Regions from separate parts of the Homo sapiens genome. Here region 1 is linked to region 2. Evidence: chromatin contacts called from ENCODE Hi-C data. All regions are on one chromosome and are shown on one strand. The core of a region is the stretch at or near the end of the contact, and the rest is flanking DNA. Distances in the headings are between cores, read along the strand shown.

Region 1 (2,700 bases), core at 81-2,580, 1.2 Mb before region 2:
AGGTGGCATCTTTAGTAAAGGGGTTTCAAAATGCCAGTCCATGGAGGGTCACTGGTCAGAGACAAAAGTTCACTGAGTATGCCCTCACCTCCAAAAGAACAATGGTGAGTTTTTTTTTAATATAAAGATGGATTTGATAAGTTTCAAAGGACTATCTTTTATTCTGAGTGTGTCCTTCTTGCTTTTCTACCAAGTAATGATGGTGACAGTAAATAATAGGTTTTCTATTTGTAATATACTTACTTGATAAAATAAAAAGGCAAATCTTCAAGGTTTGTAGTTGTTTTAATTTTATTGAACGATGAAATTTAAAAGTCTGAGAACGGAAGGTAAGGTTGGTGAATAGGTACAAAAAATTAGAAAGTATAATAAGACCTACTATTTGATGGCACAATAGGGTGACTATAGTCAAGAATAACTCAACTGTACATTTTAAAATAACTTAAAGAGTAATTGGATTATTTGTAACTTAAAGGATAAATGCTTGAGAGGATGGATACCCTCTTCTCCATGATGTGCTTATTTCACATTGCATGCCTGTATCAAAATATCTCATGTGTCCCATAAATACATACACCTACTGTGTACCCACAAAATTGAAAAAATTGAAAAATAAATAAAAGTCTGAGAACTATTAACGAAGTAGTTAAGAGCCCAGAGAGTGTTCAGACAGACATGGAGACACCACTTACCTACTTATGAACTTCAGATAGAATTGCCAGATTTGAAAAACAAAAAACAAAAACAGGATGCCCAGTTAAATGTGAATTTCAGATACTTAATTTTTGGGGGGTTAGTATACCCACACACCACACACCACACACACACACCTACTTATTATCTGAAATTCAAATTATCTGAAAGCCCTTACTTGAGAAGATTGCCTAACTTTTTCATTCCTAACATACACTACGCGTTTACTAAATTTTACTTCTTGTTTTTATTTTGTTTTTATAATACACAGTATCAAGCAAACTTCTTGTTTTTGAAACCCCGGCTGTGTCACAGTATGACTACCTGTATCATTTAATCTAGTCATTTTATTCCTGGGAGCCCCAAACAGGAATTATAAATGTTCTTTCACTGACTTGCTGTAAAAGTGAGAGAAAAGGCTGTATGAAATAGCTCCCCAAGGTTCGTTATTGTCGCTCCCCGCCCAAGCTCCAGTACACCAAAACTACACATCCCACAATCCTAGGCGGCGTCCCCTGGCCATTACCTCATTCCCTGGCCTCGTTCTCCCCAATCCCGGCCTCTCCAGGGGTGTGGCAGCAGGGCTGTTCTCGCGACTTTTGCTTTACCCTTCTGCTGTGCTACTGCTGTCGCGAGACTTCCTGCTCATCTGCCGCTCCCTTTGCCGCCGCCTTAGCCCGGGACCCGAACCCAGCCTCTCCCCTACCCGAACACCGGCCCCGGCTCCACCGAGGCCCGGGTCCCCCAGCCCGTCTCGCCGCCGCCATGGCGGACCCTAAATACGCCGACCTTCCCGGCATTGTGAGTACAGGACCGGCCCCGGCTCCCCAGGACCGCGCCCCCGACCTCCCAAGGACCCCCAGCAGAAACCAGCCCGCGACCCCTCCCGCCTGCAGCCCATCCTCCGCCCAAGGGCTCCCGCCGCTCGTTCTCCGATCGGCCTCAGCACCCCCCGAACTCTTCTGACCCGACTGGGCCGGGCCGCCGGACGGCGCACCAGGCCCCCTTTCCGGCAGTCGCCGGTAGCTCGGCCCAGAAATCGACTCCGGGTACTGACCTCTTGTGCCTGAGTTTTTCCACCATCCGTGTCAACGCCTCCCATGTCCCCCCCAAATCTCTCCATAAGACCCCATCGCTACCCCAGACACACACACCAGACCACTTAACGATGGCCTTCATCCTGCCAAGGAAGAGGTTCTGCCATCTGGCAGAACCCTCTTGTGCCAGATGGGGAGCTCTATCCTTGAGGGAACCTATGCCCTCCCCCAGCCCCCACTCCCATGACAATCCTGGCGTGTACCTTCCTTTTGTGCTGCCCTGCCTGCTTCTCAAGGTGAGGGTTGGGACACAGGACCTTGAGTACTAAGGTCCTGAGTCACTCTCAATCCTTGTGCCAGGGTGGTGGTGTACGGGGCCTAATTGGAGGATAGCCTTCACCTTCTTTGGCAATAGTGATTGCCAAGGACCTGCCCGCCTCTAGATTTAGGGTAACATCGTTGCTATCACTTACACTCACCGTTTACTGTCAGGTCCCAATTGTTTCCGCTGTCATCCCTACCCCTTGAGACATGGGAACTGACATACTGTTGACTCACGGGGCAGGTGGAGGAGAAAGGACAGAACCCTGACATCACACCCCGCCTTCTCTGTTAGCTTATTCAAATGGAGTGGGGGAAGGGGTGTTGTTGGATGCTGGGTAGTGAGGTTGGGTGGTCACTGCTTCTACCTGCAGGCCAGGAATGAGCCAGATGTTTATGAAACTAGCGACCTACCTGAGGATGATCAAGCGGAGTTCGATGCGGTAAGAATGTGTGCTGCCACAGACTCCTCCGGACTCTGACCTTTCTCCCCTAGACAGGTCCTTCCCTTTCTCGGGGGAGCTACAGCAATAAGCGGGTATGCCAACCCCAGCCTGGGTGGTATATAGGTTGCAGGGCTTGCAAAGACCTTGCTGGGCTTGCAGCCACCAATGAGCAATGGCAGGAGGGAGAGTCAAGTCAGCGGAAT
Region 2 (2,700 bases), core at 46-2,545:
TCTCAGCCGGAGACCACCAAGGAGGGTTTGAGGGCCATCTCAGATGTGAGTGACTTGGAAGAAACAACTACTCTGGCTTCTTTCATATCAGAAGTAGTAAGTTCAGCTCCCTACTGGGGGTGGGCCATAATCAAGAGCTATGACTTAGATCCTGGGGCTGGGAGTCTTGAGATATAAAAGAATGTGGTAACCACAGAATTAATAACTGTACTACCCTGACAAGCTATATACATGTCTTCAAAATTTTAATCTGATTTATCCAGGAGGAAGGCTGTACAGTAAAACGTAAGAACGTAAATGTTTGGGTGTTGAAGTCACAGGGTTTGGTTTCGAATCTAGGCTCCACTTGTTAGAGCCTCGGTGATCACTGAATAGTAACTTCTTTCTTGAACTAAGATCAGTTTTGAAGTTTCTAAAGGAGATAGAATGATTTTAACCTCAATGAGTTGCCCTGTAAATTTAAAATGATACAATGAATCTAAAATGCTTATCACAGTACTTTCAATAAATAGCTATTAGCCAGGTGCGGTGGCTCACGCCTGTAATCCCAGCACTGTGAGAGGCTGAGGCGGGATGATCACCTGAGGTCAGGAGTTCAAGATCAGCCTGGGCAACATGGCGAAACCCCGTCTCTACAATAAATACAAAAAATTATCCTGGCGGAGTTATGCACGCTTGTAGTCCCAACTACCTGGGAGGCTGAGGCGGGAGAATCACCTGAGCCTGGGAGGTCGAGGCTGCAGCGAGCCGAGATCGCGCCGCTGCATTCCAGCCTGGGTGACAGAGCGAGACCATGTCTCAAAAAATAAAAATAAAAAAAAATTGTTTTCATTACCTCAGCCCTCCTCTTCCTATCCCAAGGCGTCGAAATTCCGGTCCCACCCCTTCCCATGGAGCCCTTGGCGTCTCCAGGCTCCTCAAGCTAGTTTCGGTTCCGGGGCTCACGCGCGGGTTCTCGAAAATCAGCTGTTTCAGTCTTGGGCTAGTCCACTAATTGGACTCCTCCCCTCGTAGAAAGTGCCTACTTGAACTTCTCCACCAATCGCTGAAGCTGCAGGTGTGGTTTCGGCTCAGCTTGTCCCGCCCTGCGGAGGGGCGGAGTTGCGGCGGCGCCAGTGAGCTCGCAGTCTGGGAAGGGCTTGACTGAATGGCAGCCAGTGTCGGGGTGGCGGCTGGGAATGGGGGCCGCTCCGGACTTCCGCTGCCAACTACAAGGGGGCGGGTCCGAGGGGGGTTAGCCGAAGTTGTAGGCGGGGCGCGAGGTTCTAGTACCCGAGCTCATACTAGGGACGGGAAGTCGCGACCAGAGCCATTGGAGGGCGCGGGGACTGCAACCCTAATCAGGTACGGGCCCTGAGAGGGTGTGCTGGGGTAGGGGTGGGGGTGAGAGTGAGAGTTCCTCCGAGGGAAGGGCGACTGGCCCCAGGGGTTACCCCCTGGAGAGGGTAGCTTCGGTCCCCAGATTGAAATAGGAGCTGTCGCCTGCTCGGTCCTCGATCTTCTTCTGTCCAGCCTATCTCCCTAACCCTAATGCCCCTCTCCCAAAACTGCCCTGCAGCTTCCGAGACCCGGAATCTGGCATTGTTATGTTGGTTCGGTATCTGACGTTTTTCCCTCTGCTCTGCATTATTTTTTATCTTCACCAAAAAACGATGTTCAAAGATAGATAAATCTAAAAACAAAGATAGATAAATCTATTATCCTTGTTTTGTTAAAAAGTATAAGCTACTGAAAGATGAAACGATTGCCTAAGGTCACACACAAAATTCAGTTCATTTCAGAAAAGCTTCTTGAGTGCAAAATATGTGCCTAAGAATGAGAGATAATGAGAAAAAATTGTTTCAGCCCTTAACCTCAGTGTTTGCAATCCATTTGGGGAGACCAGGTTTTTTGTTTTGTTTTCATATTTGAATCTTTGCTGACTTGCTCCTTTAATATCAGACACTTAAATCCTCAAGAATTGGGACCTCATCATTAATTTTTTTTTGGAGATGGAATCTCACTATGTTGCTCAAGCTTGGTCTCAAACTCCTGGGCTCAAGCCATCCTCTCGTCTTGTGGGCCTCACAAAGTGCTGGGATTACAGGCATGAGCCATCATGCCTGGCCACCTGATCATTTTTTTAACTTTTTTTTGGTATCATAAAAGCAATACAGATACATAGTTTTAAAAATCAAGCACTACTAAAAGAGTTAAAATGAAAATAGCCCCTGCCCAATCCCTCCCTTCCCTTGTTCCTGCTGGAGGTAGAAAGGCAGCTGATGTTATTCATGTTAGTAGAAGACTCTCCCACCCCAAGCATTTCTCTTTATTTTGTAATAAAATCATGTGACCTTTTTAGACCACAAATATGCATGAATTCTGTTCTGTTAGGCTCAGGCTGCAACAAGCATAAGTTTCAGTTTCCTAAATAGACACCAGCTGGCAGTGAGCAGGGAACAGTGGGGAGAAAGATGCATGGGACAGCCTGCTTGGTGACAGGCAAAAACCAATTTGTTGTTCTTTTGAGACAGAGTCTTGCTTTGTCACCCAGGCTGGAGTGTAGTGATGTGATCTCTGCTTACTGCAACCCCTGCCTCCTGGGTACAAGCCATTCTCCTGCCTCAGCCTCTTGAGTAGCTGGGATTACAGGCAACAATTTTAAGTGAAGTTTCAGGATCTCACAAAGTTGATAACCTATAATCATATTCAAGATTCACA

Evidence for each region. Hi-C counts contacts between places; a loop is a spot of excess contacts on that map. Pooled maps may share reads with other maps.
Region 1: a loop to region 2 is called in a pooled map, with 6 times the contacts of the local background. The contact joins the promoter of DCTN2 here to the promoter of STAT2 in region 2. A Hi-C loop is called at or near these places in 6 of 50 pooled maps.

The regions. Positions count from the first base shown.
Region 1 is chr12:57,545,822-57,548,521 of GRCh38, reverse strand. It overlaps DCTN2 (dynactin subunit 2), which reads left to right and starts at 1,330. Exons shown (of 14, transcript NM_001261413.2): 1 at 1,330-1,494; 2 at 2,426-2,494. The coding sequence starts at 1,459. RefSeq lists an enhancer at 1,062-1,201.
Region 2 is chr12:56,358,702-56,361,401 of GRCh38, reverse strand. It overlaps STAT2 (signal transducer and activator of transcription 2), which reads left to right and starts at 1,295. Exons shown (of 24, transcript NM_005419.4): 1 at 1,295-1,344. APOF (apolipoprotein F) reads left to right here. Exons shown (of 2, transcript NM_001638.4): 2 at 1-834. The coding sequence ends at 177. RefSeq lists enhancers at 813-902, 973-1,152, 2,228-2,397, 2,229-2,428.